Linked DNA regions of Homo sapiens: region 1 is linked to region 2. Evidence: chromatin loops called from intact Hi-C (ENCODE). Cell type or tissue: ascending aorta. All regions are shown on one strand.

Region 1 (8,000 bases), 350 kb before region 2:
TTCAGGGGCCATATGTGCAGGCTTGTTACATGGGTAAATTGTGTGTCACTGGGGTTTGGTGTACAAATGACTTCGTCATCCAGGTAGTGAGCATAGTACCTGATAGTTTTTCAGTCCTCATCCTCCCCCTATCCTCTAATCTCAAGTAAGTTCCAGTGTCTGTTTGCCGCTTTGTGTACATGTGTACTCAGTGTTTAGCCCCCACTTATAAGTGAGAGCATATGGTATTTGGTTTTCTGTTCCTGCATTAATATGCTTAGGATAATGGACTCCAGCTGCATCCATGTCACTGAAAAGGACATGATTTCACTCTTTCTTATGGCTGTGTAGTATTCCATGGTGTATCTGTACCACAATTTCTTTGTCTAGTCCATCGTTGATGGGCATCTAGGTTGATTCCATGTCTTTGCTGGTGCAACATGCTGTTATTGAAATTTTTGATTCTTATGTATTAATTTTTACTGTGCTTTTTACATAGCACTCAAAATATATTCCTCCCTTCCTTGAAATACAACATTGAGGAGGGCTGATCATCTCTCTTTCACTATAGCTTCTTTTATCACTCACTCTCTTATATCCCCTCCTCTCTTTAAGGCAGGTACCAGAGACAGGAGGAGAGGGAGCAGGACAGTGTGTTTTAATGAGTTACTTCATAGAAAGAAAACTCTTTTTTCTTCTCTTTCACAATTGTGTCTCCACTTTCTTCCCAGGATATCTTACATGAGTCTCCATGCATTCATTCATTCACTCACCTATATGTTTCAGACCTTGCTTCACATAAAAGGGCGTAAAACAGATAAAAGCGCCTGCATTCATGGAGCTTACATTCTATTGCAGGGGTGGGGAGTGACACAGGCAAAAAAGAAAACAATTAAAATATATATGGTATTTTTGATGATGATAATTGGTATGGAGAAAATAAAAAGCAGGAAAAGGGATGGGGAGTTTGAGGTGGATTGAAGGTGTTGGAATTTTAAATTCGGTCATTAGGGAAGTCCTCAGTTGAAAAGTCACATTTGATCAAAGACTTGAAGGAGGTGAGGGAGGGAGAAATGAGGATATTTATGGAAAGAATGTTACAGGTGGAGAAAAAATAAATGAAAAACTCTCCTGATAAGAGCATCCTGACATGTTCAGGGAACAGTGAAAAGACCAGAGAGTCTGGAACACAATGAGTGATAGGAAGAAGTTAGAGGGTGAAGTCAGAAATATGGTTGAGTCATTTCAGGAAAGGGCTCGTAGTCCATTATGACTTTGGCTTTTACTCTGAGTGAGATGGGTTGGCATTTTAGGGTTCTGAACATAGAAGTGACGTGATCTGACTTATGCATCTACATAATCATTCTGTTGTTTGAGAATAGTCTGAAGCAGAACAAGGGCAGAAACAGGGAGAATAGACAGGACACTATTGTATAATTCAGACAAAAGAACATGGTATATCTTGCATGAAGTTGGTGGCTGTGGGAGGTGTGAGAAATAATTGGATTTTCTGTATATTTTGAAGATGAAACCAAAAGGATTTAATGAACTGGATGTGAGGTCTTAGAAAAATAAAGAAGACAAGACAGGTTCTGAGGATTTGGCTTGACTGATGCTATGGTTTGGATATGGTTTTTCCATGCCAAAAATTTTATGTGGAAATTTGATACCCAATGTGTCAGTGTTGGGAGGTAGGGCCTAGTAGGAAGTGTTTAGGTAGATCTCTCATGGACAGGTTAATGTCTTCCCTTGAGGGCAAGTTCTTGCTCTTGTGTGAATAGATTAATTCCTTTAAGAGTAAGTTGATTGGGCAGGGGGTGGGGGGTAGGGGGATGGGGTGGCGGGGAGCTCGGTGGCTCACACCTGTAATCCCAGCACTTTGGGAGGCTGAGGCAGACAGATTACTTGAGGTCAGGAGTTCAAGACCAGCCTGGTCAACATGGTGAAACCCCGTCTCCACTAAAAATACAAAAATTAGCCGGGCATGGTGGCACGTGCCTATAGTCTCAGCTTCTTGGGAGGCTGAGGCAGTAGAATCGCTCGAACCCTGGAGGTGGAGGTTACAGTGAGCTGAGATTGGACCATTGCACTCAAGCCTGGGCAATAGAGGAAGACTCTATCTCAAAAACAAAAACGAAAACAAAAACAAAAACAAGTTGTTAAAAAGAGTCTGGCTTCCTTGGTTTTTGTCTCTTGCTTCCTCTCTTGCCATGTGATCTCTTTGCAATGCCCCACCTCCCTTCCATCATCCACTGTGAATGGAAGCAGCATGAGGCCCTCACCAGATGCAGCTGCCCAATTTTGAACTTTCCAGTCACCAGAATCATACGCCCAATATGCCATTTTTCTTTAAAAATTACCCAGCCTAAAGCATTCTGTTATAGCTACACTGAATGGACTAAGACAAGTAAATAGAAGCATAGCATGGCCTTTCACTGAGATGGAGAAGAATGAGCAAGAAGCAGGTTTGATAAAGGGTGGTAGGATGAAGTTTTGATTTTTAGGTGTTAAAGTCTGAGATGCCTTTTGATACTCAAGTAGAGATAAGAAGATAGTTGGATATGTGAGATTTAAGTTCAAGGGGAGATGTCTTGGGATCCAAAGACATACATATAGATGGTATTTAGGACAATTAGACTAAATGAGACCATTAAGGGAGACTGACTATAAATGGAGAAGAGAAGAGGTCTGAGGACCTAGCCCTGGGACTCCAATGTTTAGCAATCAGAGAGATGAGGATGAATCAGCAAAGCAGCCCACGAAATTGAACTCAGGATAGGAGGAGAAGAGTATGTTATCCTAGAAGTCAAGAAACTGTTTCAAGGAAGAACTAATTGGTCACTTAAAAGGAGGATCAAGAATTGGCTAATCAGTTTAGCAATGTGGAAGTCATTGGTGACTCAACAAGAATAGTTTCACGGAGGAGATGGGAGTGAAAGCCTGTTTGGAGAGAATTCAAAGAGAATGGGAAAAGAGGATTTGGAAATCTTTGTAATTATATTGCCGTGTCCAACTACTGGAACAGTTGCTTTGTTCATGAGGCTAAAACTGAACTTAGTTTTGACAAACTATTCAACTAGTATTTTATGAAATACAAATATAAATATATTGCTGTGTCCAACTACCGGAATGGTTGCTTTGATCATAGGGCTAAAATTGAGCTTAGTTTGATAAACGATTCAACAAGTATTTTATGAATACAAATAAAAGTAAAAAGAACATCCAGTTTGAAACAGAATACTTGTGTTCTTTTTCTTATTCTTGTCACTTCAGCAAATCTTTTAACCTTGCTCGACCGTCTGTTTCTCCATCTATAAAATTAGAGCATTGGCAGGTTATTGTCAAAGTCCATGATTTACATCATTATAATATAAAGAAAAATAAGCAACTATAAAGAGGTTCAAAGTAGCAAGGACTTGATTCATTGGGAGAAATATTGACGTTATATATCTTTGTATATAAAAGTTTTCATTTTAATACAGTTCATCAGCCTTCAGTGACTTTGTATAGTTTGGCTGTATATACACAGTGGTAAGAAATTCCTCCAGGACTTTTTTTTTAGTAAAATCATTCTCTTAGAATATTTTTCTGAGCAATAGCAAGATCATTTGAAACCATAATGAATAGAAAGATTTTTACATGGAAGATATTACACATTTGGACCTTGAAAACCTGTGCACATCTATATGAACTGAAATTCAAATTGAAATGTTTTCAGTTTCAATATGTATAGGAAAAAGAGCCAAAAAGCTGTTAGTCTCTCTGTGCCTCTAGCACATCCTACAAGAAGGAGGATTTTCATAAGCAAAATGATTGGTCTCTTATGTCCAAGAGAAATTCAGCTGAATGCAATGCACTAAAATTTAAGAGTGAGACACTTTGGACAAGGGTAACTCTTATTTCTCAGGATAATAAAATATTTCAACTTTGGTGAGTGAGTTTTATGTCACTAGATGTCTCCTGAGGATATGTAGAGGTGTTTTGCTATGCGTAACAAAGACTTTCTCTTAAAGTATAAGGACCAAAGTTTGGTAAATCAGATATTTTAAATGTGTTAGGCATGTTTCCCATTTAACAGAATCCTCTGTGACTCCCAAGAAATGATGTTTTTCCCCCCTTGTTAATTAGTTAAGGAACAGCCTTCTACTTTATTGTTGATAAATCAGAATTTGACATTGCTTATGATTTGTTTCTGATCAAACAGACAATAACCATTCTTGATGGTCTTTATAATTCTGCTTACTCCTCTTTCTCCCTGACTAGATATTAAGCTCCAAAAGACTAGTTGATTTATCTTACAGCCACACAATAGACACTCAAGAAATATTTCATGAATGAATGAATGAATGCTGGAGACAAAAACTGATAATTTCTCTGGGTATTTTTATCCTGCCTTTCATATCTATGATTTTACTTTTTAACTCACAAGTAGAAGAATACAATTCACAACATAATAATTTGCTAATTGTGCCTTTTTGGTGATAATATATCTCCCATCCAAGCTTGAATATGAAATGGAAGGCTAATTATGACCCAGATAATGCCTGACTGAGTCTTGTGTAGTGATTGAATGTTTCTAAAGCAGGTGATTTTGTTGGGGATTTAAATGCAGTCTGGAATGTTTCAGCTGTATGCTATAAGGCAGTCTGCCTACCTTCCAATTTTAACTGGATTGGCTGAAGGGGTGTTAGAACAATTGAACTGATTTCCAAGGAGCACTGTGCAACCAGAGGATCCATGTTGTAAGTGTTCTCACAAATCTACAGGGATTCTCAACCTTGGTTTTTGTGGTTTCTGATAATCCCATGAGGAGTCTTCATCACTGTGGAGAATAGGAAAAATTTAAAAATGGATATATGTCAACTATCAGATGTGATGCTATCAGTTTTTCCTACCTACCTTAGTGATGCTATCATGGTTAAATAAAACATTATATGTGAAAGTCCTTTAAAAGTACTATAGAACAAATGGTGTTGCTGTAACTTATTTGTCTATAAACATTGAATAGATAGTGGAAGGAAGGCAATTATCAAGGAAAATAGTACAACACTTATACAGTAAGACTAAAAAATTACATAGAAAAAGATTCTACTTGATGACTTTACTGTTTTGTTTTTTTTTTTTTTTTTTTTTTTTGAGACGGAGTCTCACTCTGTCTCCCAGGCTGGAGTGCAGTGGCGCAATCTCGGCTCACTGCAAGCTCCGCCTCCCGGGTTCACGCCATTCTCCTGCCTCAGCCTCCGGAGTAGCTGGGACTACAGGCGCCCGCCACCACACCCAGCTAATTTTTTTTTTTTTAATTGTTAGTAGAGACGGGGTTGCACCGTGTTCGCCAGGATGGTCTCAATCTCCTGACCTTGTGATCCACCCACGTTGGCCTCCCAAAGTGCGGGATTACAGGCGTGAGCCACCATGCCTGGCCTGACTTGACTGTTAATCAACCTATAGGCAAAGGATGTTTCAAACCAGTTCAGTTATATAACGACTATAATATATATTCTCATATATTCAGTGCTTTGAGAAGCATGTATGCTTTACTATATTGTTCCTTTGAGCCCTAGGCCACTGCCTCATAATTGGAAAACCAACAAGAGAATCTAAAAAGTCAAAGATAAGCCATTAGATCCACTCATTCATTCAGTTATTTAGTCTATCAATTACAGACTTCTTACCATTTGTCAGGGACTGTGCTAGGTGCTCTTGATTCAAGTCTGTGAGAAATAGGGCAAGATAAATTACAATATACTATACTATGCTACCTTTTATAGCAGAAGGAAGCATGGGTGCTGTGCAGACCCAGAGCAGTGCACCTGATCCTGAATTAAGATGGTGGTGGTCAGCAAAGGTTTTCTGGAATAATTGTGGCCTGGACTGAAACCTGAAGAAAGTGCATGAATAAAAGCAGTTTAATCAAACATTGAGGAGTTTGGATTTCATCCTGAAAGCTATCAGGAGCCTGGAAGGATTATAAGTAAGAAGTGACATGATTGGGTTTTTATTTTAGATCTCTATCTCCTGGATGGATTGGAACAAGGGAGTCCTGAGAGCTGGGAGATGAAATGTGAGGCCATCACAATCCAGGGGGAAACATTGAGGGGACTTGGGTGTAGAGATAAGGGGATAGATTTCTTTGCTATTAAGAATGTCCAATGGACTGGACATGGTCCTAAGAATCTAAAAAAAAAGAAATATAATTGCCTTTTGGAGGTTAAAATTTGAAATTAGCATAGGATGGAAGAGAAAAGATATGCAAAGTTAGCTTTAAGACACAACGTTACTCCCAGGCCAGTAAGTGCTGATAGTAAGCTCCTTATACATTAACTTATCCAAGATAAAATGTCAACCGAAAGTGTAGGGAATCGGCAATGAAAAAGAGAGTCACAGAAACAGACTTAAGCAGTGTACAGCCAAGTTCTAACTAGGGTTCAGGGTGTTAGTTCATTCTATACTTGAATAACCAGCCCACGCATCAGCAGTCTTTCTAACTGTGGTGATAGACTGTTTATCCTTATAAATATGTAATGATGTCATTACATATTTGGATCATAATATTAACTCTGCTTTTTCTGGTTAAATGCTCACCAAACAGCCTCCCGAATATGTAACCTCATGCACTTTCCTTATGGGGAGAGAAGGCTGTCTGTAGTCAGACTGGCACATAATCAGGTTCACCAGGCAGTTATATTCCTCATTGTTAACTCATATTTTGGCACACTAGTCATATCCATCAGTCTCTTTCGTTTAAAATATTCTGACAGTGTCAAGTTCAAGTTTCTGAATTTACAAGTCCAAGAGCCAGTCCTTGGTCAATGATGGTGAATTTATCAAAGTCTCTCTGTGTGGATCTGTTTGGGTGGCCTGTCTGTCTCCAGGTATCACTCCTCAACATTTCCAACTGTCAGTGTTAGTATGACTAGTGCCAAGTAGCTATTCTGTCCACTTGAAACTTACATAGATGACAACTGAAGCCATCGGAATAAATGAGATCATCCAAGGAGAGAGTGCAGACTGAGAAAAGGAAGGAGACAGGATAGAACTTAGAGAACACAGTCATTTAAAATAAGACAGAAAAAGGGAAGTTCATTATGGACTCTGGAAAAGGGAGTCCAGGAAGATAGGGAGAAAAACAGGAATGAGTAGTGTTTGGAAATCTAAAACGTTGTTAGTTTTAAGCAGGAGAAGTTGTCAACTCTGTGCATTTATAGAGTTCCTGAAAATAAAGGGTAAACAATATGGAGCTCAACAGGACAGTTTTACTGGAGTTGTGGAGCTTCCATAGAAGGCTAAAATGATGAGTTAAGAAAATGGAGCTGGTGAGTACAGGATGTTTCTTTCATGAAAGAAGAGCATAGGCCCCGGAGTCTGATGTTTGGTTTGGAAGTCTGGCTCCACCAGTTACTTGCTGTGTAATCTTAAGTTCTTTGTGCTTCAGTTTCAGTATGCCCAAGAAGACAGGGCCTACTCCTAGGGCTGCTATAGCAAACTATCACAAAATGTGTGACTTAAACAATAGAAATTTATCATCTCACAGTTCTAGAGGCTGGAAGTGCAAAATCAAGATGTTGGTAGGGTAGTGAAGGCTGTGAGGACAAATCTGTTTCATGCCTGTCTCCCAACTTCTAGTGGTTTGCTGGCAATCTTTGACGTTCCTTGGCTTGTAGATACATCACCCTAATCTCTGCCTTTGTCGTCACATGGTGTTATCTTTGTGTGCTGTGTCAGATTTTCCTTTTCCTTTTTTTTTTTTTTTTTGTGAGACAGTCTCTCTCTGTTGCCCAGGCTAGAGTGCAATGGTGTGATCTCAGCTCACCGCAACTTCTGCCTCCCAGGTTCTAGCGATTCTGCCTGCCTTAGCCTCCTGAGTAGCTGGGATTACAGGTGCCCACCACCATGCCCAGCTAATTTTTTGTATTTTTAGTAGAGACAGGGTTTTGCTGTGTTGGCCAGGCTTGTCTCAAACTCCTGACCTCAGGCCATCTGCCCACCTCAGCCGCCCAAAGTGTTGGGATTACAGGTGTGAG
Region 2 (8,000 bases):
TTCCAAATTAGCTTAATGAGGACAAATGATTTTCTTCTGTTTTTTTGTTTGTTTGTTTGTTTGTTTTTTACAGTGCCACCCAGTATTGAAGGACCTGAAAGAGAAGTGATTGTGGAGACGATCAGCAATCCTGTGACATTAACATGTGATGCCACTGGGATCCCACCTCCCACGATAGCATGGTTAAAGAACCACAAGCGCATAGGTAAGGCAACCATGCATTTTTGTGTGTGTGTGTGTTTTTTTCTCTTGCTCTTAATTCACTAGACTTTTAAACTAGCACATTTTAAGTACCATGCTCATAGGGGTGTTTAGTTCAAGAAGGCTAACGCACTGAAATACAGATTTACAAAATAGACTCATTGTAAAATGATTAGTCATTTTATAAAGAATTTTTTCTTTTTTAAAAAAGAAAATGGAGAACTTTTAAGAAATGCATTTATCACGTAAAGTAAGACATTTTATCATGAATTTTAGAGATGTTAAAGTTTAAAGGTTTTTTTATGTTTTATTGTGCTTTGTTTCTACCTCTAGAAAATTCTGACTCACTGGAAGTTCGTATTTTGTCTGGAGGTAGCAAACTCCAGATTGCCCGGTCTCAGCATTCAGATAGTGGAAACTATACATGTATTGCTTCAAATATGGAGGGAAAAGCCCAGAAATATTACTTTCTTTCAATTCAAGGTATGTATTGTCCACTATGATCTATCTTCAATTTCTTTGTTATTCCATTTATAGTACAAAATAATCTACATTTAAAGGTATCAGTAGTAATTGATTCAACATATCTTTAGATCATCAAAAACTATCATCAGTTTTCTGTCTTATATTTACCAGTAGATTCTGTTTTCATGGAAATGGACATAAATGTGGAAAAAAGAATAGTGGAAATTTGGTAATCTCTACTTTTTCCAATTTTCCATTTCCACTTCCATTATTATCTTTCTATAGTATATATCTATGGAGTTATACTTATTTTAAACTGGTATAATTCATTTTGATGGTAAGCCTATAGATCTGTTCTTACTTGTATAGATAAGATTTAATTCACAAAGAAGTTGTACTATGATCTGACCGCAGGTAGATTAGGTAAATTTTAATGAATGATGAATCTTATACTATTTTAAGATGAGCAATTCATCAAGTATTTAATTAATGCCTATTATGTTCCAACATAGTATTAAGCATTGCAGGGACAACTTGTTTTCTTTTGATTTTCAGTAAACCTCTGATTATTACATTTGGCTCAGTATTGAAACTGAAATGAAAGTCTAACTTGAAACTAAGTTGAAATACTTTTTCTTCCAATCTTATAGTTATTAGGGAAAGAATTTCTCATAAATTATGAATTCTACTATGAATATTACGTATCTGTTGTGTGCTCTGCTAAAGCTAACTCCAAAAAAATACAATTAGAAGAATTAAGTTCACAGGTATCAGTGGTCTCTCTGTGATGATTAGTGATGCTTTGGGATTTCAGAAGCTGAAGGAAAAACAGCTAGTCAGAGATTCAACGTCAGAAGTTGCATATTGAATTATGTCTAATGCATTAATAATAACAGATGCTAATCATGAGATATGTTGTAGGACTAAACATTTTACCAGATTTTTATATACTTTATTATGTCTTAGAACTAGAAATAGTATATGCATATAGGACCTAGTCCAGTGCTTGTCATATATTAGATACTCATTATAGGATGTCTCTTATTACTAATGTTCTTATTGACTCAACTTCTTTAGTACTCTAAATTGTGCAAAAGTGGTAAAATTATTATTTTCTGAATGACTAAAATTAGATTTATAGAGCTTATTCAGTGATGTGCTGGTAAATGTTTAAGAATTTTCTCTCCAGACAAAAAGACCATGATTCGTAGCCAATTGTTTGCCAGTCTCCATGGTGTAAATATTCCCACCATGATCTAATATATACAAGATTTCAACCTACCAAAGGGATGTTACTGAACATGGAGTGGGGAAAACATGTACAAAATTGGCTTTTGCGACCTGGTGTGAACTACCTTCTGCACATCGCTATGATCATATAGAATAGGAATTCAAACATGTTTATATCTGATACCATTGGCAGTATTTTTATTACGCAATATTTCTCAGTGAAATCAAAGTGGAAACCAAAGATGGCTAGAAAAAGAGAATAGAAACTATTGGCTCTTCAGAACTACAACAAACCTATCCATTGTTCAAAATAAACAATAATTAAATTGAATAATGGAGAAAGAAATAACCAACTTAGATAATTTCCTCAGACCTTTATGCCAAGTTTTTATAAGACAGAGTCTATAAGTCTAGTGAATTAAGAGCAAAAGAAAAACACAAAAAAATGCACACTGCCTTACCTATGTGCTTGTGGTTCTTTAACTGTACTATCCATTGAGGATTTAATCTAAGAGTAATTTAATTTGGCCAGAAAGGGTGATCATGAGGTAGCTCTATCACTAGCCCCTATGACTAAATAATTATATCAACTTACAAATACACCAGAAATATTGAAGCGTTCCTTTATCTTTGTCATTTAAAAGTAATTCATGAAGATAACAATAGTTTGACCTTGAACCATAATCTACAAAGAATATGAACTAGAAATGTCATATTGTTTTATGACTCTGTTACATTAGAATTTATATCCTGTGTCTTGTTAATGAAATTCCTAATTATTTCTCCAAAGTTCCTCCAAGTGTTGCTGGTGCTGAAATTCCAAGTGATGTCAGTGTCCTTCTAGGAGAAAATGTTGAGCTGGTCTGCAATGCAAATGGCATTCCTACTCCACTTATTCAATGGCTTAAAGATGGAAAGCCCATAGCTAGTGGTGAAACAGAAAGAATCCGGTATGTTTAAAAATAATCTTTCCATTATAAATTGTAAGCCCTTCTACAATGCTTTATGCTTCAAATTTCACATGAATAATAATACCGAATTCCATCCCATTGGAACTTAGCTATCATTATATTCACAAAGAAACAAAAAACTTTTTTTTGAGAACTGGACATAGACATTCTCGTTAGAGAGTCACTCAGAATTGTGTATGTTTCTCATCCGTTAACTCTGTAATGTTAATTAACTCATTAACTTTAACTAACTTTAACTCATTAACTGTAATGTTAACTGTTGGTGATTTTATTCTTGTAATTTCAGAATGATTATGCTAAAGCCCATGCCATAAAAATAATTAGTTCTTTCCTGCAAATGCCAAACCAACTTTATCTCACAAATGATTCATCAATAATTCTAGATATGATTTTGTATGCTGAAACCACCAAACTGTGTACATGCTATAATTGGCTCCTTTTGAGAAAAGATACAATAATGTCATAACTGTTATAGTGGTTTGTTCAGATGCCATTTTCAGCTGACACTTGTTACCCATGCAACAAACCACATAGAGATGGGCATGCTATCCTGATTGGCTCATTTTGAGAAAAGATGCAATAATGTCATAACTCTCATAATGGTTTGTCCAAATCCCATTTTCAGCTGGCACTTGCTACCCATGCCACAAACCACATAGAGATGGAATAATAATGTGGTAAAGACCTTGTACTACTTTCAACAACAAATTCCTTTGGAAGGACAATCTGGAATTTGATATTGTACTAGATTACTTCATCACAAAATCCCATTACCTACACATACCAGATTAATTATATGCATAAGTGGGCATTAACTACATGTATTGTAAACTTTAACATTGTGGACCAATATGTAAATTTAAGGGTTTGGAGTATATTTTCTGGTCAATAAATTGAACATATATATAACTTAAAGAGATAAATGTTATTTTCTTTGTATTCATTGTGTATTAAAATTTCTAGTCTTTCAGAGGATACATTTTAAGTTTTATTTCTCTGGTGTGAACATTTTTGAGTAAATAACAAGTGTTTAATTATTTTTGTTAAATCAGCTGGTATTTGCCATATTCCAGACCAAGTACTACATATTTGATGGTACCTAAAGATTTTATATGGGCTATAAAGATAAGATCTTTTATATATGATATCTTTTATATAAGATAGTATTCATAGCTAGGAATTTGGAGTCTATCATTCCTTCTCCTACATTAACATTCTAAATTTACTTATTCTTTTATCTTTATTATTCATTCCATAATATGTATAGATTTGTAGGTAGTACAGTTTGTCAGTCAACTACAATAGTTTTTCCAAAGTCAATGTACTACCTTTGTTTGATCATGGCAACTTGCTTTTTGCTTATTAATTTAATTAAACTCATGGAATTAAAAAAATTTTATTTTGAAAAAGAAAAAATACAGCTGTATCCCAGATAATAATATAGCTCTCAATAAACATTTAATAACAAGATATAATAGAAATGGAGCTTTTACTTTTGACACAGGGTAATTCTAATGAAACCACTATTGTACAAGTAACTGTAGATGGCAATTTAATCTCTACAAAAAACACAGGAAATTTTGATTTGTAATTAATGGTGTGTGAGGACAACCAATAATGCAATAATCTTAGCTTAGAGATCTTTAATGATCTCATTGTATATTTATCTTTTACTATTATGTAATTCAAAAGAAAAGCTTTATTTAGCAATTTGTAGAAAAAAAGTTTGCAAAATATAGCCACATATGATACCAAATTGTTGTCACAATTTAAATGATCCTATTGTGTTTTTTATTAAGGTATTAAGTTGTTTATAACTATATTAAGTTGCTTATAACTAGATTTTTATGTGTAATTTTTTCAGTTTCTCATTGTAACAGTCTTCAATTTTCATGCCAGAATTTTGTATAACATGCATTTAATTCAAACCTTATATGGATAACTAAGAATATAGTATTCTATCTCAGAGAAAATCATGTCTTTGCCTATGATTTGAATAGAGAAGTATTCCTGATTTTGTTCACTTCCTTTTTTTCTTATAAGGAGGTGGTAGATATGAGACTCGCTACTGTAGAATTTCAGTTGGTTGCTTGAATTTTCCATCACTTTCAGTAACTGATTTTAATAGGCTTTCATGTACTTAGTGAAATAGATTCAATCTCATCTCAGCCCCTCTGTTATGATCTTTTCCGTAGAGTGAGTGCAAATGGCAGCACATTAAACATTTATGGAGCTCTTACATCTGACACGGGGAAATACACATGTGTTGCTACTAATCCCGCTGGAGAAGAAGACCGAATTTTTAACTTGAATGTCTATGGTAAATATGAAATATCCCCCTCTTTTGATGATGCTGCCTTAAGAATCTACCAGTAGAAGTGAAGGCCCAGCAGCAGGTGTCTGGAGCATTTAGTTTTAAATTTGATGCCACCACTATTTCCTTTTGGGCTACAATTTTGAAATGAGAGCAATTGTAGTAGAAATTATTTGAACTAGTATTACATAATACATCCCTCTTCCCTCTCTCTCACTTTCTGCACAACATAGTTACACCTACAATTAGGGGTAATAAAGATGAAGCAGAGAAACTAATGACTTTAGTGGATACTTCAATAAATATTGAATGCAGAGCCACAGGGACGCCTCCACCACAGATAAACTGGCTGAAGAATGGACTTCCTCTGCCTCTCTCCTCCCATATCCGGTTACTGGCAGCAGGACAAGTTATCAGGTCAGCTTTTATTGTGTCTGATTTCCTAAACAGATGAAGTAACTGTGATTGTAGACTTTTCCTTCATTTAAACAGTGTTGAAGAAATGTTTTTTTCTAAGCCTTTACAGTTTTTTTCCCTTTAAGTATATTTTTAGTAGAGGAAGGACAACAAATATACAGTTGAAATGATTTTTTATCCTTATTTAAGTGCTTTCATTTTTTAGTAAATGTGTAAAATGGTCTTTTATAGACAGGTTTGTTATCATATATGTATTTCCAGGAATTACTGTTTTAGCTAAAACTTTATGTGGCAAGGTAGTAGGAAGATGCCTACTATGATAATGTGATTTTCATGTTAGCAGCATTCTCTATTAATATATATTTGAAAAATATTCACCTCTTAAATTGTGCTATATTTTCAGTGGTTTATTGTCACTGCCTAATCAGCTTTGTAGAATAAATTGCATTTGAGGCCCCTATATTTTGTGATGGATGGCTATAAGCTTCATAATTAAAATTTCCCAACATAAATCACCACCTATAGCCTATTTATAAATCATAATTATTTTATGTGTACTTGTTGTATGGGAGCAAGTGATGAAATGTGGATCAAATTGTTTCTCAGGATTGTGAGAGCTCAGGTGTCTGATGTCGCTGTGTATACTTGTGTGGCCTCCAACAGAGCTGGGGTGGATAATAAGCATTACAATCTTCAAGTGTTTGGTATGTGTCACAGAAATGACCCTATTACTTTGCTATGTCAAGTATTAAGCAACAGACTTATCTTTAGAAACCGACTTCCTCAGAGATTTAGAAATCTGACTTTATCAAAAAGGATTAGTGAAATAGGATCTTACTGACTAGAGAATGTATTTTCTTCCAAGGGGTCCATATTATTGGACCATATTGTCTGTTTATCAAAATACTGATCTAGAAATTTGCACTAAATCAAATCTAATTTTTAAAAATAGCATTTCAATCCAGACACAAGACCAGTCTTTTCATGTAAAGAAAAAGTCAAAACTTTTCTAACAATATTAGCAGCTTGTTTGGAGTATTCAAACTATGAATGGATGCATGTGCATATATGCATGTGTGTGTATGCGTATATATGGAGAGAACTCAATACCTTCCATTTCGGAAATATTGAAGTTTGCTGATCCACATTTCTCAATCCCCAAGAACACCTCAGTTAAGTAACGCTTTATTGTAATCTACAAATGACTTACCCTATAACTTGATATTATTTATACTCTATAGAGTAGTTAAAAGAATACTACTAAAACTATTATATACATTACAACAAGTTAAAGGGATAGAGTGAAGAAGTTGAAAAATCACCAAAATTTAAAACACATTGTGCGTTCTGTAAGAAAACAATTTTTAAGTTTCATTGCTAATCTTTGGAAGATTAATAATTAGCATTCCTAATAGATATTTTTATTGTAAAGTCCTTAGTTATTATACACAATTTTAAAGTATATATTTTTATCAACCACAGAAACATTATAGAATTATTCAAATGTTTTAATTTAAATTGATCTCAAATTACAATAGACATCCAAATTTTGCCCATGTTGTTTTCTATGTAGCACCACCAAATATGGACAATTCAATGGGGACAGAGGAAATCACAGTTCTCAAAGGTAGTTCCACCTCTATGGCATGCATTACTGATGGAACCCCAGCTCCCAGTATGGCCTGGCTTAGAGATGGCCAGCCTCTGGGGCTTGATGCCCATCTGACAGTCAGCACCCATGGAATGGTCCTGCAGCTCCTCAAAGCAGAGACTGAAGATTCGGGAAAGTACACCTGCATTGCCTCAAATGAAGCTGGAGAAGTCAGCAAGCACTTTATCCTCAAGGTCCTAGGTATGTAAACATTGTGGTAAATGTAGAATAATTGGAAAGTAAGTGATAGTGAATGTTTAGTAAATAAGTATAATTCTGAGAATCAGTTGCTGTGAGAGAATTTTTTAAAAAATTTTTATTGCATTTTAATTTTTTTTATAATTCACCTTGGCTTACTCTCATCTGAAGCATGTTGAATTTAAATTGTATTTTTTATCTCTCTGAAAAGATGAAAACTCCAGCTTGTAAAACATTACTCATTGATAAAACCTTATAACCAATTGAGAAGCAGCTTTTTAAACTTTTGCCAAGAATTGAAAACACATCCGATTATAGAAATTTGATGAAAAAGCATAATAGGTATACTATGATATGTTATCCCTGTCTTTAAATGATCCAGTCTGTACCTTATAGCTGGAATAATCATTTCAAATAGTCTAGTTCTATTTATTCTTGTGTGCATTTAAAGTAAATACTTAAAATATGTATTCCAGTGTTCTAAATGCAACAGTTTAAAGAGAAAACACTTCTTTTCCTTGAAGTAAAAAATGCTAACCTTGGAAGAGAAAGT

The links. Hi-C counts contacts between places; a loop is a spot of excess contacts. Peaks named below come from ENCODE experiments on the same cell type or tissue, not always from the same donor. Only the 100,000 strongest peaks of a DNase experiment are listed, where the experiment ranks them.
Region 1: a loop joins it to region 2, with 2.3 times the contacts of the local background. A loop is called at or near these places in 4 of 110 quality-filtered maps.

What each region holds. Positions count from the first base shown.
Region 1 is chr1:185,738,892-185,746,891 of GRCh38, forward strand. The region is part of intron 1 of HMCN1 (hemicentin 1); the gene reads left to right. Among named protein-coding and RNA genes, the nearest start is that of HMCN1, 8.5 kb to the left of the region's middle. In ascending aorta, no CTCF peak of the experiment used is centred here; no DNase peak of the experiment used is centred here; H3K4me3 peaks cover 1,461 bases; H3K27ac peaks cover 4,645 bases.
Region 2 is chr1:186,088,072-186,096,071 of GRCh38, forward strand. It overlaps HMCN1 (hemicentin 1), which reads left to right. Exons shown (of 107, transcript NM_031935.3): 62 at 74-205; 63 at 535-684; 64 at 2,687-2,846; 65 at 5,063-5,187; 66 at 5,415-5,598; 67 at 6,205-6,302; 68 at 7,172-7,450. Among named protein-coding and RNA genes, the nearest start is that of PRG4, 200 kb to the right of the region's middle. In ascending aorta, no CTCF peak of the experiment used is centred here; no DNase peak of the experiment used is centred here; H3K27ac peaks cover 2,199 bases.